Linked DNA regions of Mus musculus: all the other regions are linked to region 1. A link is a loop called in an ENCODE intact Hi-C map of the cell type or tissue named here. Cell type or tissue: gastrocnemius. All regions are shown on one strand. Links, peaks and the distances in the headings refer to the core of each region. The heading gives the core; the rest is flanking DNA.

The links. Hi-C counts contacts between places; a loop is a spot of excess contacts. Peaks named below come from ENCODE experiments on the same cell type or tissue, not always from the same donor. Only the 100,000 strongest peaks of a DNase experiment are listed, where the experiment ranks them.
Region 2: a loop joins it to region 1, with 7 times the contacts of the local background. A loop is called at or near these places in 11 of 42 quality-filtered maps.
Region 3: it touches region 1 in a loop (4-fold over the local background); 2 of 42 quality-filtered maps call a loop at or near these places.

Annotation. Positions count from the first base shown.
Region 1 is chr7:116,035,683-116,045,635 of GRCm38, reverse strand. It overlaps Sox6 (SRY (sex determining region Y)-box 6), which reads left to right and starts at 6,892. Exons shown (of 16, transcript NM_001025559.3): 1 at 6,892-6,959. In gastrocnemius, for the core only: a CTCF peak has its summit at 5,223 (motif pointing right); DNase peaks (open chromatin) are centred at 5,246, 5,864, 6,231 and 6,932; H3K4me3 peaks cover 2,833 bases; H3K27ac peaks cover 1,691 bases.
Region 2 is chr7:115,449,249-115,459,201 of GRCm38, reverse strand. No RefSeq gene overlaps it. Among named protein-coding and RNA genes, the nearest start is that of Gm51455, 43 kb to the left of the region's middle. In gastrocnemius, for the core only: a CTCF peak has its summit at 5,716 (motif pointing left); a DNase peak (open chromatin) is centred at 5,666; H3K4me3 peaks cover 318 bases; H3K27ac peaks cover 1,555 bases.
Region 3 is chr7:115,534,251-115,544,203 of GRCm38, reverse strand. It overlaps Sox6 (SRY (sex determining region Y)-box 6), which reads left to right. Exons shown (of 16, transcript NM_001025559.3): 12 at 2,398-2,582. Among named protein-coding and RNA genes, the nearest start is that of Gm51455, 42 kb to the right of the region's middle. In gastrocnemius, for the core only: a CTCF peak has its summit at 5,084 (motif pointing right); no DNase peak of the experiment used is centred there; H3K27ac peaks cover 883 bases.

The DNA.
Region 1 (9,953 bases), core at 1,059-9,058:
CTGTAGGCAGGAGATAGATGCTGCAAGAAGAAGGCTCATTACAAATGCATATTTAAAGCTGTAAACATTAAAAATATTTAGCACATACTTGGTTCAATAGATAATAATACCAAAACTATCTAAACTCTGAGCATCAGCAAGTTTTGAAGTTTATTTCTGGTAATAAAGGCCCATGGTTATCACATATAACTTTAAAAAAATATTCACTTGTAGCTTTCTCAAGTCACACCTTGTTACTGTTTTCAAGGTCACATGGTTTTCAGCTTCCTTGTGTTTTCTTACAATGGTGCTGCAGTTGCTAACGTGGTCTCTCAGTTCTGTATGCAGCGGACACCTGGCTTACTAAGAAAAACACTGACAACAGTGAGTAAAGCTTGGTGAGACAGACTGTGTGAAGCACAGACCGTGTGCTGCAGCTAACGTGCTATGGAGCCCTTGCCATTGTCAATGTGCATTATGACTACATTGTACAAAGTTCTGGTATGCAAATGTGTGGCATTCAGAGAAGTGAAATAATCCTGTGTTATTATTATCTTTGTAAATTACATCTGAGGAGTTTTTGAGGACTTATGATGGCAGTTTCTATAGTCACAGTCACGCAGTGCGTGCAGCACAAAGTGTTTTTCTTTCTCTATTAACAATAAGTGAGCCAATGAAAATGCTTTTTAAATACATACCCGGCAAGCAGTTATCTGGCTTTTCATTCTTACTATCCACAAACCATCCTTTATCGTCTCTTAAGACAGCATAGGAAACAGCTTTGTAAACATCTGCTTTTCATTGTTAATTGTCAGAAAAACTGGCATTTAAAAGCGTTGGAATCCTCTTAATCCTATCAAGAAAGCTATGTTATATACGTTTCTATCTCCCTTTCAGGTTGTTTCTCAGACTGTAAAAACATGTGTCCCTTCATTCATGTCTCAGAAATCACTTGTACAAGTACAACATTCTCATTGGTGCTTTCATGAAATTTCTTTCTGCAATTAGTTGAAATATTACCAACAAAGGCTAAATTACATACAAAATAAGCAATATAAATACAGAGTTTAAGTATATAATATAGACTTTAAAATTTCATGGATATATTCCATATCGAAATGTTCAATGATAGAAAATATAAGGAAAAGATATTTGGTAGCCAAAAGACAGATTAATTTAGGACATGAAATCTTCTGTCTTTAGGAAATATGCTTTATTTTCATAGGCTTTTTCTGTTCCAATAATTGAGCCATTAATGTCAACAGAGACTCCCTGGCAGTGATATAGTATGAAGGCATTTGCAGTAATGCAGTGGCACTTCTTTCTAAATCAGAGACTCTGTTGAAGTAATCACTAAAAATATTAAAATTCTGTTCTAGTTGTTCTGAATTTATAATGTGAAAGTGACTGCACCCATCTTTCAAGAACATAAAGAGCATCCATAATTTAATAATTAAGTAACACATAATAACCAATAATTTTTGTTACCTATAAATAGGCCTGTGTAACAAGAGTAAGGAATACTAAAAGAAGTAGCTGATTGTTAATAAAAACTTTTTTTTCAGAATGTGCTCATTTAAAGCATTTTATAACCTTTATTAAATTGCCATCTTACTATGCAATTAGAATGCATTGTCATTTTTCTTTCTTTAAAACATTTGCACTTTATCCTTTTCTAAGCTGGTAGAAGTTGGACTCTCACTGCGTTTCTTTTGCTTTTTAAACTTGTATTGGAGTGATGTAGAACTAGGCCTTATCACTGCATAGAAAATTAATTTAAATGACATATTGTTGCAGTTTCTATGACAACCATATCATGATGCTCATGTTCTTAAAAATTTATAAACTATAATCTGAAGTATGCTAATTCTAGTGAGTGTAGGCAACAGTCATTTGCTTAATATTCATTTTGCTACTGCGCTCATCAGCTTTGAGAGTCAGATGGTTAACATTCTGCATTCAATCCGAAGAGGTTTATATGAACTCTTGGGTTTATGCATTTTCCTCAGAAGCTACAGTTACTGAACTTTTAAGCATGTATAAGAGAACCTTTCGCTGCCTGTTTTCTTGAAGCAATAGGAATGAATACGGGCGTGAACACATGCTGCTGACTTTCAACATGGCTGCTTTTCTCTCCACCCCTACTGGAAAGACAATATCCTCAAACTAATGTAAAAAAAAAACTAATAAAAACAAAAATTCAATAACATCCAATGATCTACTTAAGCAACAGTGACTATTCAAATCCTTGGGAACACTGGCTTATTCCTTCAACTTTAGTTGTTTGAGTTCAAGAAGCTCATATCGCTATTGTATGGTTATGATGTATGATAATGACATGTATCATCAGTTTAAGGATATTTGCCTAGCACTGATATTAAACATTTTGATTTGAAATACAGGTTGAATTTTTTTTAGGACTGATTCAAAAATAAAATATGCTATTTAGTCTATGGCTTATAACCATGGACTCTCTTGTTAAATAAAGATGCTTTTAGATATACCACTTGAAAAATTAGAAATGTATAATTAAAAAAATTTATTTTAGAAATGTATATAATTTGTTGGTTGATAAAAATTAGGTAATTTAATTTAAACAATATATAATGAATAAGATAATTTAACATCAGGTGGAATTATCAAACACCATTTTTGCTAATATATTTTATAAAAGTCATTTTTAATTCGTGTTCATTGAATTATAAAAATGCAAAACATAAATCCTTGGTTAACATGCTTTTAATTATTTTCTTTTCACATGTTAGGCTCTCGGTGAATGCAACAGAAATCCTATACTTAGACATTTTAAAAAGCAATCTGTAGTTTCAAAAGAGAGATTGTTAAGAAACACATTTTAAAATTATAGGACACCAAATTCAGTTTTAAAAACACAATGCATAAAACATAAAATTCTAAAGCAACTAATCAAACTTCTGAAGAAGGACAATGTCAGTAAGCTGCTTTGCTGGCAGCAACTGGTGAGCGGACCCTTGTCTGTCTTTTATGAGGCAATTACAACAGGTGTCATATTGATTTGCCTACTGTTTCCTGTGTAGCTCGAGTGTATCCTAAATGGAATGACAGTCATCGTAGCGAGTGGTAAACTTCTGGTCTGGAAGGAAGGTTTAGTCAGTCAGTCAGCACCTATGAGGCAGTGTGACAGTGGGCCACGGTGCAAAGGCAACTCAGTATCACACTCACTGAGAGGGGGTACTGGGGAGTTTTAGTGAGGGAGTTTACTGCTGTGTTTGAAACATAACTTTTCATTGTATCCCCCCACCCTGTGTGTTAAATTTGTAAATTGTCCAGATCACTTTTATTTTGGTTAAAAAAAACCCCAAATTCCATATAGGCTTTTCAAAGGAGCATTTGGATGTGTGATAAGCCTTTCTATTTCCTGTGACTGTTTGCCTGGCATTAGCTTCAGTGGCATCCAGTGGTAAAGCAGCTGTAATCCTGACTTGTTCTTTCATGGAGCAGTTCAAACAGGTTAGCTTGATGATTTTAAAGCACGGTTGGTTTATATGGGGCTTGGAGCGGTGGTAGGGGTTACAGTGGTTTCCAACCAGATCCTTGTATTTTTGATGGCGTAATTTCATTACATTTTCCTATTTATTTTCTATTTATAGTAATGTGAAGTATGCCCATTGAATAATGTCAGCTTAATATTGCAAGGATTTTTGTTTAAAAATTATGGAATTGGTCTCTACACATTCAATGTATTTTCCAGTTCTTTGATATTTCTACCTAAGCTTGGTTTCTGCCAGTTATGTTGGCTCTAGTGTTTGCCCGTCTCATTTAAGATAAAATGAATGGCCAGTATTATGTATAGTAAAGCCAAGCTTCCTTTGAGTTAAGGCTTTGGAGCATTGTGCAAGCCTAATGTTCTTCCATGAAGTTGGCCCACCCCACTGTGACTAAGAAATGAGATGATTTGAGGGCTATTACATACTTACGATTTTCATAGTGGATTAGAATAACATTACTTAGCACAGGTGTTTCTATGATTGGGATTCCCTGGGAAAATTCAGTACTGTATTCAATAGTACTCAGCTTTCCACATGAGCGAAGGCACTGTTGATTTGCTGGGCTGTGGCATAAATCAGGAGAGAGGTCTGGCTTCGAGGCTTGTTGCTTCTCCTTTCAGAGAAAACATTTCCTCTTGGCTATTAGCATCATATTGCTGTGGACCTATTTACAAATTTTCTTTCATTTATTTATTGCTGGCCAAATACTGGAGGCCACAGCTGGTGTCAGCCAGTCCTGGTTTAAGCTTTCATATAACTCAAAATAGTTCCCAAGTGTCCTTTTTCTTAAACAATTCTCCTTTTGTAAAACATCATATTTAAATAACATTTATGTACTCAAGCAGCAGTGAAAAATCTCAGAAGTGTTCTCAGGGCAGTTCTCTGAGGAGAACCTTTGGGATGGCTTTGTAAGATGCCTCCAAGTCTTGAAGGCAGTTGTCCAGGAATAACAAAGAACAACTGCAGTAGGTTGTTGCAAGATTCAACAAGAGGGCTCTTAAAAGCCTGATATACAAACTGCAAATATATCTGCAGAGCAGTGAGTGAAAATGAGCTTAAGACGATGGAAGCAGGTGATACAATTAATAGCACACTACTGTTTTGCCAAACCTATTCTTAAGGTGCCCAGAAGGCCTGAGTTTTTGGGAAGTGGGACACTTGAGACTCAGCTTTTGCAGCACATAGCTATGCTGTCTCAACGTTCCTCTCTTGTTTTCAGTTCTCATCTTAAGACCTCTGCTTATGACTGCTTGCATCTCTAAGTACCTTTGTCTCCCATCGAAGAGCAAGCAAAGGAACCCAAGGGAGGCCGAGGCCGCCCTGAGCCATGACCTCCGTCCTGTAGGAGCCGAGGCTGTGTCTTTCTCAAGGTATCTACCCGTTCCCTGCCTGGGTAGTTAGTGCTGAAAGTCCGGGTCTCGGATCTGTTCTCTAACCCCAGGTTTGTAGTCTAGTGAGAGAATGCACTGAGTACTGGCATTAGCTACTTTGCAGGTGTCGCTCTGCCATCTTCTGATCTGGGTTTCCCAGCAGTACGGCTTCCGGGACTCCTCTGCTCCAGGGGGACCTTCGTAGGCTTAAAACAAAAACAAAAACAAAAACAAAAACAAAAAACAAAAAACAAAACAAAACAAAAACTGTCCCGGAGGTCGTCCTGGCTGCCAGCTCTGCCTGCATGATGGGTCGTAGTGGCTTTGAGCCCAGCGCACTCTTGAGCTCCACCTCAAGGTGGCGACCGAGGCACGTAAACAAAGGCTGCACTGGCAGTTGGCACCCATGGGCTCCTCCACGAACTCCAGTTTCCCAGCGGCTCCTCCGAGAGCTGAATTGACTGTTAAAGGGGCCCTTGTAGATGGATCGTTGGGCCGGAATGTCAGCCGTGCGTTCGTGCGTGACTGAATGACTGAATGACTCTCTTTCTGTGTGTACACGCACGTGCGCGTAGCCTGCGCTTCTGTATCGCCGAAGCAGGCAGAAGCGCTTCTAGGATGGAAACTAGCCCCGTTTGGGACGCTGGAGCTTTCCTGGCGTCACCTGAGCCTGCAGTCCCCCCAACCCCCCTCCCGTCCCCTGTGATCTGGCTGGTCCGGGCTTCTGCCCACTGTGCGGCCTGAGTACCCTGGGTCAGTGAGCAACTGGCAGGACAGAGGGTTTGATTGCTGTGGCAAACAGCAGGTTTGCAGATCTCTGTTCAGTGACACCCACGATTTATGAGTGGCTCCGGTATATACAACTCTTTGCTGCGCTGGAGTCCTCTAGGGTGCGCGCAGGCCGACCCTAGGGGTAGGGGTAGTTGTGGGCGGAGAAGAGAGACACGGACAGTGAAAGAATAAGCATGCGGCAGTCATACAGTCTTACCTCAGGGACGAAGGACACGGTTCCTAGAACTGCGATCTGCACGGCCAGTGTGCAGCCCAGCTGTTTCTCCCGTAGGCGCTTCCCGCCTAACACCGCCTTCTGACTAACTTGGATAGGGCTTGAGCTGCCCCCTCCTTTTTTCCTCCCCTTCTTTTCCTTTCCAGACATCGCTTTAACTCAACCCAAGGCATATCCAGAAGTCAGTTCCGTATAGAGCTTCCATTCAGTCGTGGGGGGGGAAATCCGGTATACAGTTTCTTGTAGGCAGATGGAAGAACTAGATGGTTACAGGACTTTGGAGGGGTGCGTAGGAATGGCACGGGGTGTTGGTGGCAGCGAAAGACAGTTTCTTTGGGGTCTTCGCACTGCCGCAGGTAAGGCTCTCAGATTACAGCTGCCCTCCTGTAGAGTCACAGTTGTGGGCTAGCGGAGGGCGCTCTGCTGTTGAGAGGGGAGTGGAGGAGGGTGGAGTGGGAGAAATGGGCTCTGGACAGACTCCACCAGCACGCATTGTCTTGGTTGGTGTCTGTGCCGGGCGCTCAGCTGATGTCTTTGGGAGCTTTTGAACAAGGTAGACCCTCTAATACCCTCCCCCACTCTCTAGACAGTGTTTCAAAAGATGCGAATAGCTCTAAAATAAGTTTAATTTTTTGTCTGACTTCCCGTTCAAGATGTAAAAAGGATCAAATAAATGAAACTTTATTTGACTGTGGAGTTTATCCAGAGACTCAGCGACATCTCTGGTCTTTGGCCTTATTCTAATTCTATGGTAGTAATTACCCTTCGTTTCTTTAAGTGCGATAGATTTATTGCCTTAGAGACTATGCACAGTTTGATTGAATTATTCATTTTTTTCTTTGGTGTAGACTGCATCTGGGGACTCTGATGTGACGTGTAGATTTTTTTTTTCAGGAACAAAGGGAATGTGGAAATGAAAGAGAGAGGGAGAGAGAGGCTGGCAGATGTAATGAGACGCGGTGAAGGTGTACGCAGACGGGCACTCCCACGCCTCCTCCCTTCGGCTCTCACTGCAGCCCTGGGTAACTCGCAGGCTAACACAAACAGCTTTTCTCCCGCAGCCTGCCCTCTGTCACTGTAAGTACATCACCCTTCTCTTATCAGCATGCAGATTCCAGCCACGCACTCCCTCGCCTTGGCTTTGCACCTTTGACAGCAAAAGCACATTGGGAAATTAACTTTCCTAAGCTAGGAAAGGCATGTCTAGAAAACTTACTTTTTATTTATCTTTATTGTTCTTTGAAAACAGAAGTTCATGCATTTTTACCACTTTTCCTACCTTTGTGACAGTGCTCTGTTGCTCTTGTCACCGTGGCTATGCTTTTTTCAACTGGATGACTCTCAGATTCAGATGAAATTTAATGTTATTCTCCATCCGTTTAAAGTACAGGCGCAGTGCCTTGTCCTTCTGCGAAATGCTATCTTAAAGGACGAAGAATATTATTCACAGTTTGCTTTTGTTGCTGAAACCCGAGTTCCAACCTCTTTGAGGCACTGCCTGTCCCAAGGGCACTGTTATTTGGGAGCTGATACTATCTGCTTCTCCCAAACTTAAACAAAAGTGCCGCGGGCTGCGAGAGCGCTTGGGTGTTTGTCATCCAGGGTTAAGGAGACCAATGGCGAAAACTTTTCTCCACGCTGTAATTAAAGTTTTTCAACTTCTTCCCTTTTGCCTTTTACACTCGTTCACATACTCTTCGTTTTGTTAAAAGTTCTCCTTGGTGTTTTGGAGTGAGTGACATATTTGTCCTGTTTACACAGTAGCCATGAAGCCCTTCCTGCGAGAAGTTGGCCACCTTAAGATGAAGTCATGTAGGTCTGAATGATCCGCCCGGTTAGTGTAAAAGAGCCTTTCAAAGGGAGAATTCGAGGTTTTAACGGCTGTTCTATTTTCTTTCTTTCTTTCTTTCTTTCTTTCTTTCTTTCTTTCTTTCTTTCTTTCTTTCTTCTCTCTCTCTCTCTCTCTCTCTCTCTCTCTCTCTCTCTCTTTGCGTGGGTGTTTTAAATATTAACTTCTGAAGCAGGATTAATTGCATTGCCCTTCCCAAGTTCAGGGGGAACCTCTCTCCAGGAACGCGCCTTGTCTCTGCCAGTTCGTGCCTCTTCTCTGGAGGTGCGAGGCCAAACTTAACAAAGCCGAGTTGCCTTTGGTTGGTCGAGGTGCAAAGGGACACAAACACAGCGGGCGCCCAGGCAGCAACCGCAGCAGGCAGGTAAGTCAGCCCCACCCGCTGGCCTCTTCTTCCCTTCTCAGTCCTGGCATTTCAAAGGCTGGGTTCAAGTCGAGCTGGCTCCAGACCCTAGAAGTGAGCTTGTGTGTTCCAGGATTGGGATGCGGTGTCGGGTGCCCTTCATAGACTTCTTGGAACCCGCAGGCGTGCGGATCAGGTGGGAAGCCCACCAGACCAGCGGATGGATGCCTGGCTTTCTGCCTCACCCACTTGCGTAGTACAGCTGGTGCTCAAGGCTTTGGAGGAAACCCTTAGCAAGCACACACCCCTACTTCCCCCGGGCCACATGTCACCCAGTGCAGTCTGGATTGTGACGCCCAGACCCCAAACTTTAGTGTTCTTCCTTTGGGACGAAATATGTCACCTGCTCTGGGTTGTTTGCCCCTCAGCCATCTACTTTGGTACTAGTTTATGACTTGAAATCTAAAGCGGTCTCTTGAGCTCCTTTTCAGAAGGTACTAGGGCCTTGGATCACAGAAATCTTTTTCTTTTCCTTCTTGCCTCCCGCCAGCCCAGAGGCCTGTTTTCTGGTCGGCTGGTTCTGCTTCCCAGATCCCAGAATACTCTGTGATTTTAAAAGACCAATGTGCTGGTATTGGGAAAGCCAAACCTGCCTCAGCAATTAGGAGGAACCCAGTGGCGCCCATGTTTGCTTATGCAATGGCTCATCTGTTTGAATGGCTCTTCCCTGCGAATTGGTCTTTGACACCTATCTTGGCACTTCTCTTTGCAGCTTTTTAGGGCAGGTCATTTGGTTTGACCTGTAGGATTTGGACAGGGTTTCTGGACAGGGTTTCTGGTTTGAATTCTCAGGAAGGCAGCTGAGGCAGCTGAAGAGTTCAAGGCTCAGGAATTCAGAGCTGGGCCAGGTGGAGCCTTGCTCAGACACAAATGGGGGAAGCTTTCTCAGATGGAAGTGCAGATTTGGACTTTCCTTCTGGATGTTAGGTCTATGGACGGTCCAGTGTTCTAAGGAACACTGCTAAATAAAAATCTGGCCTACTAGGTACCCTTCATGGTTCTCTAGTTGTGCTATCTGGAGGCAGTTGTGAGCAATGGAAATCTCAACATTTCTTGTTAAGGACTCCTTTCCTTCCAACCAGCCTTCAAGCCATTTTAACACACAGCCTCTAAACTCTGAACCCTCCAGTTGTTTTCCAGAAAGCAGAAACAGCCAGTCTCTGCATTTCTCCAGGCTCATCCTAGGTGTGCTCTCTACCTCCATCCCACCTCTCTCTTGTCTGGAGTTCATATGGAAGCTAATTAACATGGAGTATACATTAGGAGCCTCTTCCTTCCATTGCCTGCTTAACAATTTCTCTTTTATTCTTGCTTCTATCTATGGGAGGTCTTCCTCTTGTTGCTCATCATTCCAGATTCTTCTGTTTACTTCAGTGTCTCTCCTTAGAAGGCTCCTCAAAGGAGCTCTCTTTTGTCAGTTTCTACAAAGTAGAAGCCTTTAAAGTCTCTGCAGCTTATGTTGATCAACTAGGATCTTGCTCCTAGCTTTGTTCCTGATGTAGGTCTCCACTGACCTCAGTTTTGTGTTTTTGTTTTTGTTTTTTTTTCCTTTCTGGGCCTTGCTTGAGGGAGGTCGACCCCTTGTACACTGCCTCTTGCCAGCAACCACAGATAGTTTTCTCACGTACCTCTTTCTCTTTTCTCAACTACCACTGCGGACACCATCTATGTTCCCTCTGGTTCTGGTCTTCCAGTTGTCTATGCCTTGAGAAAAGGTTCCAGGCCTCTCCTCATTTAGGCATTCTGCATCTGCCACACCATTAGTCCACTCTACACATAGCTCAGAGGGGGATCTTGATCCGGGCTAGGGCTTTTATTG
Region 2 (9,953 bases), core at 899-8,898, 590 kb after region 1:
AGACAACCCACATACACCAAGGGTCTGAGGAAGTCTAGCCTCACATAGCCCAGGGTGGGAGAGCTGAGTTGCAGCATAGGCATGTTCCCCTAAAAACATGTCATTTGCAGCCAGCTTTTATGACTTGCCATTGGATAGATGACAGGGCGGGCTGACTCTGTTTAAACAAACAAACAAACAAACAAACAAACAAACAAAAAACAGCCCTGGGATCAATGGATAGACAAATGGGAGAGGCAGGGAGGGGGAGCAGAGCTGCTATTTGCAAATGAGTTTGTCATTCTAGGAAGGTGGACCTAAGTGCTTAAAGTCTCCTTTTAACTGAAAGTAAGTAGAAGGAGGAAACAATAAACAGTAACAATCAATGAGCTAGTAGATAGAAAGCAATGGGGGAAATCAAAGAAACCATCAGTGGCTTCCTCTTTGAGGTCAATACAATTGATAAACCTCTACTGAGGCTGGACTGGAGGGAAAGAAGGGATGTAAGCCTCCTGGACAACAGGAAGGAGACCGCAACAGATAAGAGAAAACTATGAAAAAAAATGCTTTGTGTTTTGGTCAATGAATTTGAAGTCTTAGATACAGAGGGCAATTTAAAAATTAGCAAGGAGGCTCAAAAAATGGTACGAAATATGAATAATTTCCTAGTCTTTAAAAAATATTTGATGTTTTGTGGTTACAAACTCTTCCCACAAAGAAAATTCCAGGTTTGGAAGTGGCATTGATAAACTCAAGTATGAAAGGAAATAAATAATGCCAAGCTTCAAGAGTTTCTTTTAAGATTTTAGTATTACCCTGATATTAAAACCGGGCAGAGACATCACAAAAAAAGAAGGGAGGGAAGAAGAAAGGAAGGGAGGAAGGAAGGAAGCAAGGAAGGAAGGAAGGAAGGAAGGAAGGAAGCAAGGAAGCAAGGAAGGAAGGAAGGAAGGAAGGAAGGAAGCAAGCAAGCAAGCAAGGAAGGAAGGAAGTAAGGAAGCAAGGAAGGAAGGAAGGAAGGAAGCAAGCAAGCAAGGAAGGAAGGAAGCAAGGAAGCAAGGAAGCAAGGAAGCAAGGAAGGAAGGAAGGAAGGAAGGAAGGAAGGAAGGAAGGAAGGAAGAGAAGGGACGGGTGTTGGCATTTTGTCCAAGCTCTGCCCCACAATTACCTGGCAACAGCCAGGTGTACCTGACTTACTATAAAAGGGGCTGCTTGCCCCTTCCTCTCTCTTGCTCCTGTTCCCTTTCCCTCCTCCCCTTCCCCCTTCCCCCTCTTTCTCCATGTGCTCATGGCCGGCCTCTACTCCCCTCTCTCTCTCTCTCTCTCTCTCTCTCTCTCTCTCTCTCTTTCTCACTCTTGCTCTCTTTCTGCCTTTCTCTGCCTCTACGACCTCCTCAACTCCCCTCCCCATGCCCTAAATAAACTCTATTCTATACTAAACTGTCTTTGTGTGGCTGGCCCCTCAGGGGAAGGGATGCCTCAGCATGGGCCCCGCAGAGGCACCCCATTCTCCCACACCATACCACGACTCCACCAAACATATCTCTGGTCTCTTTCTTTTTATAAAACACAACAATGGGTGGGTGTGATGGATGAAATGGATGGGTGGGATGGACAGACAAAGGGAAGAGCAAAAACTTGATCAACATCTTTAGTGCATGTATGCAAGAATCTTTGACATGTATGCAAGTGAAATTCCAGAACGTACCAAAAGAAAAATTAATCATGACCAAGAGAGGTTTATTCTAGGAAGTCAAGATTGGTTTAATATATTATTTTTATTTATTTCTTCAGTAATTTTGTTTACTTTCGTATGTAATGTGTGTGCTTGCATGAGTTAATGTGTGCCATGTGCATGCAGCCACCGTGAAAGACAGAGAGGGTGCTGGATCCCCTAGAGCTGCAGATGGTTGTGAGCAACCATGTGGGTGCTGGGACTCAAATCCTGGTTCTTTGCAAGGGCAGCCAATGCGCTTAACCACTGAGCTATCTCCCCAGTCTCTTGGTTTAATATTTTTTTAAGCAATACATGTAATTTACATTTAAAAGAACAATTGAGAAAACCAATATTATTACCTAAATCATACAGGAAAACACTCAACTCCCACCAAATCTCATTTTTCTCAGTAAACTTTTAGTGAATTAGGAATAGAAGCAAATTCTCTGCTATTCCCTGCCCTGTGTGTATGTGTGTGCATGTGTGTGTCCGCACATGTGTATGTGTGTGTACACATGTGTATATGTGTGTGTGTGTGACCTCTAACTCACAATCTTCCTGCATTGCCCTCTTCATCATGTGCCTACTGGCAGGTACCACTGTCAGAGGTCACACGACTGGTGAAAGTGAACACTCTTAAATGGTAAAATACATTGTTATTATAAAGTTTGGGCCAGAAATGTCCCCCTTAGACTCATGTGTTTGAGCACCTGGTCCCCAGCTGGTGGTACACTTTTTGACAGTTATGGGATCTTTGGTATAAGAGGTCTACGTGACATATGTAGAGGGCTTTGAAGAATGTTGGCTCACTTGTTTCTGATTCAGCCCCGTGCTTCTCCATTTGCTAATGTGGGAACAAAACTGCACGGTAAGCGCCAGCCACAAGGCTTCGTGTTTTCCCACCGTGAGAGCCTGCCTCCCATGCACAAAGTCTGGGTTCTTGTCCAAGTAGTGCATAAAAGTGGGCATGCTTAAGGTAGAAGAGAGAAGTCAAAAGTTCAAGGTCATCTTCAATTACACAACTAGTTCAAGGCTAGTTTATCCCCCCCCCCCCCAAATGGAGGGTATGCATTTGGAGGGCATACAAATGACAGGACAGGGCCACACAGACATTGCTGAGGGAGGCATTCCATTCCACTAGATATTTGCACCCTGGTGGCAGGTGGTGAGGGCAGGCAGGAACTCAACAGGCATGGATCCTGTCTGTTACAGGGCACAAGGACAGTCGGGTGGCGAGGGAAGAAGTGGCAAGAGGCCCTTGCTTCCTGAGCCCTGAGGAAGGCTCCTCCATTACCCTCCTGGTCCTGAGTTCAGAGCCTCTGTGGGGAGATACTAAGGCCTCTTACTCTCCACGCTTTACACATTATGGGGTGTCATCACCTCCATGATTTGCTTGACAGGACAAATTATTATCCACCTATTATAGCTGAGGAAAGAGATGATCGGACTCTCGTTCAAGGTCACGTGCCTCACAATTCATCACTAATCCTTGTTTGACAACATGAAGTCCTGGCCGCAGCCAGTCAGCCATGCTGCCTCTCCTCGGGCCTCTGTGCAGGCCAGAGCTTTCCATCCCAAGGGTATTGGTCCCCAGCTCTCCCAGGCTCCATATGCCTGTATCTAGGGATAGCAGCCTTCGTTGCCCATCTAACACAGTGCCAGGATTATATTTGTACATTTAAATGAAGCACTGTATAAAATGTCATGTTTCCTGCTATCTATGAATTATAAACCCTGACCATTGAGCCATGAAGGTTGCAAGGGAGGCACTGCACTGGCTGGCAGAGGCCACGAGCTCACAGGTCCCTCCATCCTGGATGCAGCACATGCTTGGTTGGCTCTGTTGCCATGGCCAGATCTTGGTGTGCCTGGCTCTTGTTGTCCTGTGAAGTTACGTGAAAGAGAGCTTACTTCCCTTACAACATGCCCAGCTTCTCCTGCTTATGGGTATTTAAAACACAAAAACACTTTAACTACATGTCATCAACCCAAGAAATTAATTGATTATTTTCTGGAGTGTTTGGTGTGGCAGGAACAGTCTCATTGACCAGGGACAAGGAAGCCTCAGTTTGGGTTCTCTCCACTTGTAGAGTCTTTCCCTTAGCATCTGGCCCACTGGGCTGCTCAGCATATGAAATCACATGCCATCCATCCCTCCTCCGGTTGGAGGAATAGTACACACACTCTACTTGGTCTTCCTTATCACCAACTTCAACAAGCAGGCTCAAAGCCCTGCTGGCCTTTAACCCTTTCAGCAGCCCTGCTCTTATTTACAGAACAAGGTTCCAGTCCATAGCCCAGCCCCTGCGGCTTGCTCTAAGCTCATCTCTCTGTGTCAGGTGCCTCGGAGCAGGCCCGTGGCTTTGCACATGCTGCTGGTCCGTTGTCATGTGAGCCCTTTACCAGCAACATCTCTCTCCTTACCTGACCTGGAGGCAGCTTTAGCCCTCACTGTCTTTGGGAAGCCTTCCTGATACCTGCAGATGCTTGGCTAGCTCCACAGAGCCCTCCCCTGCAGCACCGGGCCATGTTGTTATTTTACACTCATTTCTGTGATTCACTGATTCCTATCTGTCAGCTTTACTAAAAACATAAACTTTCTGGGGACCACAAATGGTGTCTTTTGTTACTCCTTTGGGTCTTCCATGGGCTTCCTACATTAACCAAAAGACAGAGGAATCCCATCTAGTTCTCAGTGTTGGCCACACCTGCTGGTTCGAGGCAGATGAATTCTTTCTGCAGACCTGAGCAGGCCTGAGCACTCCCAGTATCAGTCAGCCTAAGGAAGCAATGGAGGAGCTAGAGGGCATGGGAAGTAGCCACAGCGTGCAGCAGGCAGAAGGAAAGCTAGGTTTGGCTGGCTCTGGGGCCAGCACTTGGCTGTCACTTGGCTGGCTTGGAAGGAAATAGGACTTAAGGACTTTTATTTTGGGGTGGTCCTGTCGATGGACTCCAGGGCTTTGTGCTCTTCCATTGAACCACAATGTGAAGACTGGCGTCTTTAGAAGCTTGAAGAGTAGAGTATTGCACTGCAGTGGTTGTCAACACAGCTGCCCCACAAATGGTCAAAGTTCTCATCTTGATGAGACCCGGTACAAGGGCCTCTGCGCAGACCTGTGGGGAATTATCTTGTGTTAAGTGAGATGCAAATATGCACCTACTGTGAGTAGAGCCAGTTTGTGCTGGAGGGGGCTAGATTGTAGAAAATGGTGGATTGTATGAGAAAGGTGACCATGGGCTCACTGCTCTTTGCTTCTTGACTGTGGACACAAAGTGACCAGATCCCACTAAGGTCTGCTGCAGTCACTACTCTGCCATGATGGACCCTGAACTGTGAGTCAAACCTTTTCTCTCATTTTGCTTTTGTGCCCGCGCTGTGAGGAGCTCCGGTCTAGGCCCCATGGCCTTGCGTTTGAGGGGTCTGTGTTTAAGTGCCCTGGCCCAGCCGAAGAGTCAGATTATTTAGTGTGAGTGCCCTGAACCCACGTTGCTTTCCTGGTTTATTCTAGTGCTGTCTTCGCACTCCCTAAAGATTGGCAGATGGCCTGGAGGATGACCTGGGTACTAGGTAGTTTATGAAACACGACAATGAGTCCTGGGTTAAAAATGCCCTGCCTAGGACAGGTGAGTTCACCCCTGACTCCACACTTTTAGCTGGGCTGGTCTTGTCCCTAAGCATAAGGAAACCTCTGGTTTTCCAAACAGGAGCTCCTGAGCCCCTGGGGGCGACAGAGATCCTGCCTCCCGCCCAAAGGTGGCTGATTTGGCTGCCGAGTTCCCCTGTAAATTGGTTCCGCATGTTGCCGACATCAGGCCCGAACGTTTGCTCAGCACACAGCAGTGAGGGCCCTCCGGGGAGGCTGAAACCCCACACCACCCGCCATCCGCCCCCAGATCTAGGCTGCCAAGCCGCTGCCCGCAGCCAGCTCCCGGGCCCAGGGGTGGGCGAGCCAAGACTGTAGTGCGGGGGCCCTGGGGCCTATAGACCCCCACAAGGCAGCCATGGCGCCACCTCGTGGCTGTTTGGAGGACTGCGCCAGCATGGCAGCCTGCTCTTATCCAGGGCCCTGAGACCAAAGATGGCTTACTGGAGAAACGTGTTAGAGGGCTAAATCTTACCAAAGATGCTTCTGCTCTTATTCCAAGAACTCCCAGGGAAGGAAAATGCGGTTCCCAAGCCTGAGCTATTTTTAAACGACACCATGCGCCATGCAGATGCTCTGTTTATGGCTGATGTTCTAAGCTACTAAGAAGCGCTGTGCCTTTAACCAAAGGCAGATGCCCACTGAGGGTAATTTGGGTGGGCTGGGCCTGTCAATTCCCAGGCCTAAGTGGCAAGGCACGCAGAACCTTGTGGCCAGTCAGAGGCTGGGGTTTCCCCTGGGAAAGATGACTGTTCAGGCTGTTTTCCCTGGGACTCTGTGTCTAAATCTTTCTGGTGTGATTCAAAGCTAAGGCTGGAAGTGGGGAAGACCTCTTACTGGTTACCCCGTCCATATAAGAATAATAACAGGACTTATCCTTGAGGCTGTGAGGTCTTTAGAGTGTTGATATTTTTCTAACAGGTCTGGCCTCTGCTTGCTTTCCATGGCTTCCAGTCACCCTGGGACAAAGCCATTAGCACCTGCTCATCTGTGGGGAATCTGTGGTGGGGACAGTGGATCTAGACCTCCCCTCCCAGACCCCTACTTTCTGTTTGTGTAACGCCTGTGTGTGTAGTGTGTGCACGCATGCTCACACATACATGGGAAGGCACACAAGTATGGAGGTCAGATGTTGCTGTTGGGTGAGGTTGTCACTTTCCTACTTTATATATTGAGTCAAAAAAATCTCTCACTTGAACCCAGAGCTCCCATATTTGGCTAGTCTAGCTACTCTGCTACCTTTGAGCATCCCCTGTCTTTGCCTGGCCCAAATCAAGATTAGAGGCAGGCCAGCACACCCATCTGACGGTTTCCTGGGTTCTGGGGTTCTGAGCTTTGCTCCTTACACTTTACCTTCCAAGCCATCTCCCCAGCCAGCTGACTTAGGCTCGGGTTTGAACCAAGCTCAGGTTAGCCTGTGCCCTCACCTCCAATTATGACTGAGACTGACTGGGCTTGCTACCCTCGCCTGCCAGCTCATACTACCCACTTCAGTGCTTATGTCCCGAGCCAGACCTACATCAGCTACACCTCCCTGCTCAACCTGGACCTTGCTTCGTCTCTAACCCTCTGGTGTCTCAGCTTGCTCTGTCCCTGAGTGTAGGTGCCAGAACTTAAGAACCTGCCAGTGAGCTGGAGTGTACACATTTGTTGTAGTTGGTCACACGATCCGATCCATGGCGGGTTCCTGTTGGTGTGCTGTGCATATGACCAGAGGCAGCTGGAGGTAAGTGCCTCACTAAGAATGAAAGAATGAATGAATGAATGAATGAATGAATGAATGAGAAAGGTACCTGAGGAGAAGGATGGGCATAATTTGAAGACCAGAGCTCACCACAGTTACATGTAAAAGACAGAAGATCAGAGGGAGGACCAGACCCAGGCCCCTCACTGTACAGATGCCCTAGGCCTAAGAGGAGAGGGCACAGTTCCTTGTGTTGCACAGTTGGCAAAATGTTGAAGATGGTTTGAAGGTAAAAAGGTATGACCCAGAAGTAAGACCTCTCCCTGATTAATTTGGTTTTGTTTGTCATTTGTTTTTAGATATTTTCATAGGTAGCCCTGGCAGGTCTTGGACTCACTACATAAACCAGGCTGGCTTCAGACTCATAGAGATCCACCTGTCTCTGGCTCCCGAGTGTTTGAATTAAAAATGTACATCATTCCACCCAGCTTAACTAGGTTCTCAAGTAGCCCAGGTTGGCCCTGAGAATTAATTTTGCACTCTTGACCTTCCTTGCAATCCCAGAATCCTCATTTATTAGCTGTGTGACCCCAGGCAAGCCACTGTGAGCCCAAGCATTTTTGCCTTCAGATGGAAGAAATTCCCTTCAAGAATTAAATTCCATTTTTCAGGAGAAATGTATGGTCACCTACCCAGTACATAACATTGGCAGGGCCTCTCAAATACCTTAGACAAAATTTGAGCTCTTGGCGGATCCAGGAAACATACAAAGAGGTACTAGCTAAGAGGTTGAGCCAGCAGTGGGCACCCAGAGAGGGGCCCTGGGCAGATGGTTTGTTTCTCAGACCTGGAGCAACCTTGCTAGTTTGGGGCTAGAAGAGCCATGCAGAGGCCATCAGCAGCCTCACAACCTGGCTCTTGTGGTGGCAATGCTGTAACTCTGCCAGGCAAAGCTCTAAGTCTTTTATTTGTTAGACCCAAGGTCCTTCTGGGCCAGGCTTGTGGAGACGGACTTGGGATAGCCAACAACCGTGTTTAAGACCCTTCACCCTCTCTTTCAGAAGAGCCTGTCGCATGGGTACCCAGATGGTAAATGAAGCCCAAACTGAGTGAGTCGTAGGTGAACTCGAAGTCTGTAGATCCAGGGCAACAATACAGGAAGCCACCGCCCCAGGACACAAAGTGACACCTGGGGCCTTGTAAGCCATCCTGTTGAAATTCACATAGCTGTTCCCCCCCCCCCCCCAATGTGGTGCAAAGTCTGAACTCATACTTGTGTATCTACCACAACACAGGGGAGCAGCAGGGGATGCAGGAGAAGGGGAAAAAAAAGCACAAATGGTTCATTCGCTTTCAGACGTTTTTTGTTGTTTTTACAGCCCACTCCGCTGCCTGTGCCAGCCGGGAGCCAAGGCCCAGCAACAACGCAGAGTTATGGAGCAGCGCTAAGTGCTTGTTTGTAGGGAACTGCCAAAATGTTAGTACAAAGTGGAAGGTGTTTGTGCGGCGGAGAATAACGGATGGGCTCCCGGGCAGAGGCAGACGCCTGCTTATGTAGGCGGTGCTCTTCTTAGGAGCCTGCCGCCGCCCCAGACCCCAGGCAGGATTTTTCTGAGCACACAGGGCCCTGTGCTGGCAGCTAAAGGGCACGCCTGGGCCTCATGAATCAGCCCCAAGAGGGGTGGAGGCCGGGCCGCTGCTGTTTATCTGATTCTTTGGGTTTGACTTTGCTGGCCAGAAGAGCCCATTCCTCAGAATGTTCCAGAACCCACTGTGTGTGGTGGAAGCAAATAAGAAGCCTGTTTGGGATGCCAAGTGTCAGGGTGTCCTGCTTTGGGAAACCCAAAGAAACTGTCTTGTAAAGAGGCTTGCGGCCCCGGAGAAAGCACCGGGGGATGGGACTCTGAAGGGTGGTTTAGAAGCTGCTCAAAGGGAATGTTCATCGCCTTGTGTGGGCAGCTGGAAGGGAGTGAGTCCAGGCAAGAAAACTGATGGCCCTGTGGCTACTCCATGGCTCTGTTTCTCAAGAAGGGCACGAGCCAACCCATGGCAGTTTAGGGATTGTGGGTGGGGGGGCTGTCATTATTTTCCTTCTAGACTAACCTCCAATTTCAGATCCTCCCGCCTCAGCTTTCTGAGTTGCTGGGATTGCAGACATGTGCCATTATACTTGGCTTAGTCTGAAATCCCTAAAGACCTAAACATTTTCTCACTTCTTACAGTGTGTGTGTGTGCGCGTGCGCACTTGTAAATAAGTAAATTTTCTCCCCCCCCCCTCTCTCTCTCTCTTCCCTGTATGTGTATGGGCGTTTTGCCTGCATGTTGCCAATGCACATGTGTGTGCGGTACCCTAGGGGGCAATGGATCACCCGGCACTGAAGTTATGACTACTGTAAGCCCCTGTGTGGGTGCTGGGAATCAAACTGTGCTCCTCTGGAAAAGGCATTTTTTCCAGCAAGGGGTCTTAAGCACTGAGCTGTCTCTGCAGAGCCTCCCTTTCCCCAATAAAACACATCTTTAAAAAGAAAACAAGTTACTAGTAAACACACTTTGTGGTTATTATCTGGACAGTAAGGGTACAGCAGTAAGCCAGAAACAAGAAAAAGCTCTAATCTTACTAAGTCTACATTTCCATGCACAGACAAATAATCTAAAGATTAGTACATCAGAGAATGATATGTGCTAAGATGATAAAGGAACAATGAAGATAGCCCTGTGATTGGATCTGAGTGTGAACACCCCCTCCCCCATTTCATTTGTTTAAACACCCCCATCCCCAGTGGCGTGGCATTCTTTTGGAAGGTTATAGAAACTTGGAGGTAGAGCCTTACTGACTGGAGTAGGTCCCCTAAGGCATGGGAAGGGTTGAGGTTTTATAGCTTTGCCCTACTTTCTTCCTGCCTGCCAGGTTCTCCTTGTTGGGGTTGCA
Region 3 (9,953 bases), core at 1,181-9,180, 500 kb after region 1:
TAGCAGGGTCTGAGTTTTGTCAGTTTTGCCCTGACGTAGTTTTGTAAGGGCATCAAGAATTGGCTTCATACAAGAAGCATGTCACAATATGCCTGTTCCTTCTTGCCCTCTGAAGGGCATTTTCAAGAACTTGAAGGGATTTTCTTGCCCCTGTTTGAAAAGTATACAGTAAAAGCATGGGCTTTACAAGGACACAGCTGAACCAAAAAGTTAGTGACTAGAGTCGTTTTGGATTTCCTAAACCCTGAAAAGTCAATAGTATTGTGTAGCTTGTGGGCTTCTGCAGGCCTGAAGAGAACAGTCCACCTGCCAGAGTCTCCATTTTGAAAGACAATGATAGGTGGATCCCAGCATGCTTGCCTGCTTTGGTAAAATGAAACAAAGACAGGAAGGCACTTGTCGGCAGGAACAAAGCAAGCACTAAGGGATTGTTAGTAGACTTTTCACACTTTTCACGTCTCTTGGTTTCCAAATAAAGACTATGGGGGCGTGGGTGGTGGGGATTAGACTGGCCATTTTCTTACTATGTCCTCTTCCTTGTGGTATTGAATCATGGAGCCTTATTGCCTATCAGGAAGCTCACAGTTAGAAGTACACTCAACTGGGCTGAGTGTGAGTGTGTCTTCTGACAGTAAGATGTGCTGTTACCAATGGCAGTTGGGACGTTAGGATGTGGACAGCAGTCTGTTCTGATTTCCAGTTAGGCTCCTCTCCTAGGAGCCACAGATTCTTACACCCTGTCAGGGCCCCTCAGGGAGAGGATGGAGACACACATCCAGAACGTTAACACGAACTGTTTCTTTTGGCTGACATCTTGGGAGTTGGGAGATGAGAAAAGAGAACCAACATAAGGAAACAGAGGCCTGCTTCTTGAAGTGGCTTTGTGCAGTCACTTTCACATGTTGTTTGGAAAGTACTTACAGCCTGGACTGTGCATCCAAAGGGATAGAGACAGAGCTGGTATGTCCCAGGCCCTGCTCCTATCAGCAGCTTCTTAGGTCAGAAGCCAGATGGGAAGGACTAAAAGCATTAGCTGCTGGACAGCAATCTTGTGCAAATAGTATTTCACAAAAGTGGTCTTTTATTTAATCAGCAAACTTCCAAAACAAAAGAAAATGTTTTTAATATTTTATAAAGTAACTGACTTTTAAAAACATTTTCATAGACAGTTTTTGGAACTTTTTGCAACATTTTCTATATGTAGGTATATATATATGCATATATACATATACGTACACATATATATGTACACACATTGTACATACAAGGCATGTGATATAAGCTTGATTGTAGTCTGGTTTTCCTGTTCCTGTCTCTGTGAGGTATATGCATATATACATATGTACCTCTAACACACATGTGTGGTGAAATACAAAGGGCCTCACACAAGTAGATTGTGTCAAATACACTACAGCAGCTGAAATCTATCAGAAATCAAATAATTGCCCTCCTTTGTCTCAAAATGGAAAAACCAATCCAACAAAGTATTTATTTAAGCTGAGACAATGCAAAGCATAGAGGAAAATTAGTTTCCATTTCATTTTCCCCCCTGGGTTACACAGAACATATTGAAGGAAAATGTTTATTCTTACTTGATTTTAGGATTTGTGCTCATGTGAAAGCCATCGACACACATACTGCTTCACTGTCAGGAGCGGGAGTGGGGGAGAGGGCTGGGAGCAGTGGGTGTCCAAGCTGGGGGTGGGGCAGGGTTGTCATCCTCTTGGTAAATAACCGAGGCAGCATGATAAGAAGAATGCTTCATTAACCAGCCAGCTCTTGGAGAATGGAGAACGTGTTGTGTTCCTCCCCGCCCCCTCACTCCTGCAGTGGACACATAACATACACATACAGATGTCACCATAGTGCACATGTGCCCTCTTAGGTCTCATTCTGTTGAGCTTAAAACTGCTCTCCTCCACATAGCACACAAACAGAGGATGGGGACAAATCTCAGCTGCCTCTCTGCCTACCCCTGTCTTGTCCATCCCCCACAGATCAGCAAAGATTGTACGTAAATTACAGATACATGCAAAGCAGTTACCCTCCCAGTAGACCTAGGACAGGAATGTAGGGGCATTGATACTGTAGGCACAAGCAGGGAAAATACTCCCCCCAGTATATACAAGATTAGAACCTTGGACCAGTCCTCCGTGAGAGGGTAGAAAACAACCACACAGCCTGCAGTACTGGGGTATCCTCCATGTGCAACCTGCACCCTGAACCTGTACAGCTTGGTTGACTTTCTGTTCTCTAACTAGTGTTGTAGTTTCCTTAATAACAAATGTGCCCCTTCCTTGTTCAGAGAATACACTGTTACCCTGGGGAATGGATCATAGCCAGCACATGAGAGACTATGTCCCCACACGCCTCTAATAATTCACCCTGTGTATGCAGATATACTATCCAGTCTCAACTCTCCTGCCCTGTTTGGGGACCAGGACACAGTGATGAAAGCCATTCAGGAGGCTCGGAAGATGCGAGAACAGATCCAGCGGGAGCAACAACAGCAGCCACACGGAGTTGATGGGAAACTGTCCTCCATGAACAACATGGGGCTGAGCAACTGCAGGACTGAGAAGGTAATCCTGTATCCCTCTCCACTGCATGGCAGGCCCACCAGCTCGTCTGCATCTCTTTTGCTTTAGGCCTCCAGGTCCTAACTTGCTACCAAAGATCTGGGCTTCCAGCTTGAGGGCCACCTTGTAATTTATCGTCCTGTGTCACATGGTCACATCCCTGCTGATGGGCACTTAGGTTGCCTCCCAGGTACCCAACCTACCTGCCTGTTGCTTTCTCTCTGTCCCATTCTGGGACATACTTAGGAACTTTCTAATAAAGTCTGTAAATTATCCAATTAGAATGAAAATCTAGTGTAAGAATGTTTAAAAGAATATAAACATAAGCTCACAACAGTTAAGTGAATTGTTGCTCACCATTAATGCTGTGATTTTCCCTCAAAAAGTAAAAACCAAAAACAAGCAAATTTCAAACTGTATTCATTTTTATCAATTTGATCCAGCAAATCACTTATGTAGTACCTGTTCTAAGATAGATTCATGAAGCATGGAGCTAAACAGAGCACACACTAACAGGGGAAGGAGACCATGAAGAGGCAAGCAAGTATGCAAAACAGAGTGAATATATGTTAGGAGCCAAGAAGAAAGTTAAAGGGGAGAAGCCACTGGCAGTAGTGACTGCCTGGGCCTAAGACTCAGGAGAGAGACCTGAAGGAAGCCATGGTGAAGCCACAGGAACAGGACGGAAGGCACTCCAGACAGAGAGAGCCAAGGGTGTACAGACTAGTGTGGCCAGACTGTCATAGGAGAGGGAGCAGCAGAGGACATGAGGTAAAAGTCATAGCCTGGGAAAAGCATGGTAGACCTGGCGGGTTCTGGGAAGCCTCTTCAGTTCATGCCACGCTGGATCTGTCCTGGGTGTGAATGAGATCTGGTTGACATACAGGAGACATTTGGCCTCTTGAAGAAATGTGGAAATGGGGTGACTGGAAGGTGTATGCCCGATAAGACAACTCATTCCTTTTATACATACAAATACTTGCCCGGCACTAAGTTATGAGAAAATGTTTATTTATTTACTTTTAACTGTGGAACTACTGTAGAGAGACAGATGAATTCTGTGATAGACAGTAGTAATAGTAGTTAAGTAAGTGTTAAACACTTCCATGTGTTTATTCTGTAAACTAAGACTGCAGGCTGCTGAGCTCAGGCCGGGAACCTCCCCTTTGTTTCAATCCTCAGTGACTGTGGTGAGGAGACATGGCAGAGTTTGCACAATGGAGAAAAGCTTGTGGTTTCCCCAGTTCCCTGCAGGGCTTTTCTGTTTGCTCCTGAAGAAGTTGGAAGTGTATGGTGCTTTTTGTAGTCCCCTGTGTGGTGTGATCATCTGGAAGCTCAGGTGTAAAACCCTTTCCTAAGTAAGGACGCATTGGCTTGTATAGAGAGGCAGCGACTTCAGCTATGTGGCTCTGGAGGCCAGTCCCCAAGCTGTGCTCTCTGCAGCTCTCCTGGCATGACCTCCCCCTTATTTTCCTGGCTTCTAATTGTTGCAGGAACCCTGGCTTGTGTCTATTCTACATCGATTTCCTCCTGTCTTTTCTATATGCCTTCTGTCTTATGTGTCTACTTTCTAACCCATCTAATCTGTTGTGACCTTACTCTAACTTGCAGACATCTATAAAAACTCTACTTCAAAATAAGGCCACATTTGTAGCCACATAAGGTTGAGACTTCTCTCTTAAGGAAACAATGTGAACCTCTACAAGGGGTGCAAATGCATAGCTCATTCCCAACCTCTTGACCTTACTGCTCTATTCTTGGGTCACATTCAGGAGACATCTGGAGTGCAGGGTTAGATGGGGCTGATAGGGCTGGTAATAAGATGGGGCACTCCAAGCCCCATCTTATTGCACTAGATTAACCCCAGAAAGAGCTGGTCTCCCAAAGTATAGTAAAGTTGGGATTTCCCCCTGAGTTCTCATTGGACTGTGGCTGCCCTTAGCTTCCTACAGGACCTGGCACACCATACATAAATTCAGGCAACACACCTACCCATAGAATCAGAAATTAAAAGTAGTACCTTGCATCTTATGTAGTTACTTACTTACTCTGATCAGTTGGAGCTGCAGGTCAAATGTGGACACTATGCACTTCAAATCCCAAAGCCTAATTTCTATTTCCCACTGTCTTTTCTTAATTCGTTTGGGAGGAAGAAATCTGAAGTTAAAAATGAAAAAGAAAACTATGCTTTTCCTTGGAAGTTATGAGAGAAAAATGAGAAGTGAGGTTGACTTTGAACACACTAATAAACTACAACCTAAAATATAACATGCTGAAGAGAACCGAGTCCCTCAAGGTAAACGGCAATGTGGTTTTCACAGAATCAGGAAGCTGTGGTTTCCCAGCTGAAGGGTCTCATTGTGTCAGTAGCTAGCTTTACTGGGGTTGAATTTGGGACACTGGAAGCCCACGCGCTTTAGGGATGCTATGCATGTTCAGTACAGGATCTCAGACCTCCTGACCTCCGGCTTGGGGAAGTTTGTGTGACCTGGGCCTTGTTGGCCTCTAGAGGGAACATCTGTGCTTGCTAGGCCGGTCGCTGTTAGAGGAATGCATCAAGAGACCATCCAGAGCCCCGAAAGCAGCTTTGTCTCTCGTATGACTCATATCTCAATCCTACTTTGGTGGCTTTCCTTCCATAGGGGCACCACTATTTCTTCTCACCTTTTCTTCTAAATCAAAAGGGAGTATATAATATGCAGAAAGACTAGGAAGTAGACTGGTACAAATCCAGGTTACTATCTGGCTTGAAAATTGCCACCTTTGAACTACTGGCCCAGTTTTCTTTAAATATAAAGACCTTTAAACTAGACTTAGGAATTTGTTCTTTGGACCCCATATTACAGTTTTAGGTAAGTTTTATAGCATTGCTGTCACAAGCCTTGTCATTGACTAAGCATACTTCTCGCTCATACTTGATCATTCTTTACAAAAGAATGTAGCACACATACCTGGGCTCCCTGGGGAGCAAGCCATTAGCTGGATGTTCATGGCAGGTGTGTGTATGTGTGTGTCAGGGGGTGACTCTCCAAAAGTGCTGTCTGTAGGAGGGACAGGGACAAAGCAGGACCGGGTGAGGAAATGGTGGCCCTGTGCCTCCACCAGCAACTCCTGCACAAGCTCCAGGACCCCACAGTTACTGAGAACTGCTCCAAGTTTAGAGAGAATGAGTTTTTACATTAGTGCCAGTCAGTCCTTTCGTGAAAGCTGCTCTGAGAAGAGGATTTGACCTGAGGTGACTGTCTTTAGCTGAAGCAAGGCCAAGTAACATACATAGATAGACCCTTCCAGTGCTAAAGGCGATGGGGAATTACATGCCGGTGCCTACCACTGCCTGTCACATTTATCACTCTAGGTGTCATTAAATAGATACTGTATGTATAACCAGGGTGGACTAACATTTATGGACCTGGAACAGAAAAGCCATGTTTCCATAGCACACACAAGCTCACGTGTGTGTCCATATGAATACATATTTATCCATGATCTGTTTCACTTTATTGAGCAAATGTCTGCTATGTCAAAACATCACTGATTTGATTGGTCAGAACAGCCCCAGTGGAGCATCTCTCTTCAGGGTCTGCTAAATACATAGATTGTGGGGACAATAGACTGTAACGGCACCCCAGGAGCTCTTCTGCACCATCATCTCCAAGAGCCTCTGTGTGCACAACACACACACACATACACACACACACACACACACACACACACTGTGAGCATCCTGCCAGCAGAAGGCTGAGTTTCCATCCTAAATTAGCTTTTCCCACCAAGAACACCAGCCGGCCCCATCTGTGCCGGAGCACCAGTGTGATTAGATCATATTATGGTAAATTCCTTACCACACTTTATTGTTCTGATAATTCTAAGTATTTTTGTTGTGAAAATCCCAGGCTGAATTTCAATCACTCTGCTTATAAATGTCCTAGAGCTAACTAAGCTCAGGGCATCTGGCTAAGGGAGAGGTGAGGCAGGGTAGCCCTCTTAATGAATGGTCTGTGGTGCATTTGACCTATGAATGGACTCAGCGATTGGCTGGAGAATGTTCTTGTGTGGGCATCATGTCAGGTTGCAGTGCTCAGAAATGGGCAGGCTTCACAGGCATACACATGTGGCTTGAGCCACCACCCTCTGGAAACTGCTTGAGAAAGATTTTGGCCCTCAGCAGATGACAAAGTGAGCCACAGTGACATAAAGACCACACTTTACCTGTATCTGAAGTACATGGGCTGTGACTGAAAGTACAGAGTAGAAGAGGGAGTTTTTTGGTGGAGAGCCTGTTCATGGTCCTGGGTTTGCTGAAATCTGATAAAACCAAACCATTCAACTACCACCACCACCACCACCACCACCAGGCCCCTTATATGAGGGGATGGAAGGGATTTTTACATCTTACCTGGTAGAAAGGAAGGCACTTCCTGACATTTCGGACTTAGAGCAAAAAACGGATTTGAGTCTTGGTGCTTCTCATCCGAAGACTATTTTCACATAGACAATTGTATCTGATTCAGTTAGCAACTTTCTATGATAGTTTTAATCCTAGGACATACAAAAGAACTTGTGTATTGACTGTCCCAAACCTTTGATGGCACAAGGAAAAGCTAGACATAGAGCAGCATGAACCTCCTGCTTTCTGTCTCCACAGTGCCTTGTCCCTGCTTGGCTATTCTTTGGCTCTGGGTTCATAAACAGAAGGTTGAATGATGCAGATATACATCTGTCTGTCTGTCTGTCTCTCTCTCTTCCTCCCCCCCCCCCCCCCCCCCCCCGTGTGTGTGTGTGTGTCTTAAAAGGCAACTGTTGCATTTTTCCAAGCATAGGTCCTTGTTTCTTGCCTGACTTTGCAAAGCTCAGCCCATCAGCACCGCAGTGTATAAAGCTCCCTTCTAATTGGGGAAGGGAAACAGTAAGCGGGCTCTGCTGCTCATGGTCAGTTGCTACAGCTTCTTGTTATTTCTACAGCTGATTCAGATATTTACTGTTGCATGACCAGGTAAGCATAATCAAAAGATCAATGCAGCCATACAGCAGTAACTGAAATGGGGCTGAGAGGAAATTATTTAGCAAACAGCAGAATGACTGAACTCCTTATACAGACCAGTGGGATTTTACTGTTTTCAAATCAAGTATATGCAGAACCAATTGATTGCGATTATTGTCTTTGCAGTTTGACTAGTGTGATCAGTTGCAGTGTTTTCTATGTTTCCTTTGCTCCCAAAACTATACTATGGAGGAATGTAAACCACAGTGGAAATTTCACAGGAAGGGGCAGAATCTATGATCACCTTTGTTTGCAAAGGAGAGCAGCAGTCAGTTCAAAAGACATTGAATGATTCTTTGAACATGATAAACAATACTTAAAAAGTGCTTTAGGCTCCAAAAATACTATCTGTTACATACAGTGTGTCTCTCTTGATCTGTCAAGGATATGGGCTTTGCTGTCCCTGTTTCTTGGTTGGGAAGCAAAGGCCAGCTAAGACCTTACCCCAGCATGTCTTCTCTCATCATCTTGTTTGTTTTCCGCACCTGCAGAAGATGGAGAGGGAAGTTTTACTTAGAAATTAAACCAAGGGGTATATCACACCTCCAAAACATACAATTTACTGAACATGTCAGGAGCATGCTACATAAACACGTGTTCCTGGATGTTTTTTGAGATGAACATATATAGTTATACTTAAAGAATGTACACAAATCAGAAGCTCTATACAATTTGAAAAAAGCAATGAGGCTTTATTAGTGCTGCATTTTGCATTTGAACCAGCAGCACTGGGCAGCTCTGTGTGCTGTGTGTAAACTCTGGCTGAATGCAACCATTACCTTCTTTCTTTCTTCCCTGTTGTCAGGGCTATTTCATTGGTTGCCTAGCTACTGGTTTAAGGCTTAATTCATTAAAAAACAAAAAACCAAAAAACAACAACAAAAAAAAAACCCTTACTTGGTTGTGTTTCTTATTTCTTCTGCACTCTCACTGGGAGGAACGGTGAGGACTGGTACAGGGTTTCAGGACTCACGATGCTTTTTAAGAACAGAGGTGAGGGTCTGGGGCAGATAGGAAGCTTTCAGTTTTACTTACAAGTATCTAGGTCAAAATGCAAAATCTAGTTATCACTTCTAGTAAATGTGTTAAGACTCAACACAGTCAGGTAGTGGTTTTGTGCCCAGCTCTGGAGGAGCTATTATCTGGGCAATGTATAGAACATAGAACATACTTATTAATTAAGCCCCTCACTAGGGCAGGCACTTTTTTTTTTTTTTTTTGGTTTGGTTTGTTGAGACAGGGTTTCTCTGTATAGCCTTGGCTGTCCTGGAACTCACTTTGTAGACCAGGCTGGCCTCGAACTCAGAAATCCGCCTGCCTCTGCCTCCCGGCGGGCAGGCACTTTCTAGGCCTTCATCCTTGTAGATCTAACCTTTCTCCTGCCAGGGTGTCATCAACCCTTGAGGTTTTAGGGCCCTTCCACATTTCTGAAAATTATTAAAGACTTCAAAGACTTTGAATTTGTATGATCTATACTCCATGGATGATAACAACCAACATCCATCATATTAGATATTAAAACTGAAACATCAGAATACTTATTTAACACAGTAGCAAATTAATTAGTTATCAATGTTAGTAACATTTTTAACACTAACCATGCTATGTAAAGCAAACATATCATGTGGACAGCATTGTTTTTAATGTTTACAGTCCCCTTTAGTGCCTGACTCACTTTGGAAATAGGCTCTCTTTCTCTGCTTTGTCACTAAAATTTTATCCTTAGTCATGTAACATTTTGAGCACAATTGTGTGTATAATAAAGAAAGGAAAGGAAAGGAACAAATAATGTCTCAGTATGATTGTGGAAAGAATTTTGGCATACTGGATCCTCTAAGGGGCCCGTGAATTTTCAGAGCAGGGATTGTGAGCTGTTCTAGGTTGTACCATACACCTATCTGCATCAGTGACTGAGTTGCATTCACCTTAATTTTAAAACATCTTCTATTCAAACATCATAAGTATTTAGCAATAAGTACAGTTTTGAGATTTAGTCCTCTTAGAGTTAAGGGAGAAAAACTGTTAACAGAACTATATGGTTTGCCTTAATGCAGAAAAAAGTCATTAGGAGTGATTTGCAGTGGTACAGGTAAATAAGAACTACAGGGAAGAGGGCTACTGGGAAAAGAAAACCAAGGACAACAACTGGAAAGAAACCAAAGTAGACATGTGAAGGTGAGACGAAGTCCTGTAACAGTGTAGGAGGATAAGCACACAAGCAGTTTTGATGTTCATGTTTGTTTAATTGCTAATGGGGTCTCTCATAGATTTCTGTGTTTGAATGCTTGGCCATAGGGAGTGGCACTATTAGGGTGGCTTCTAACCACTTAGTA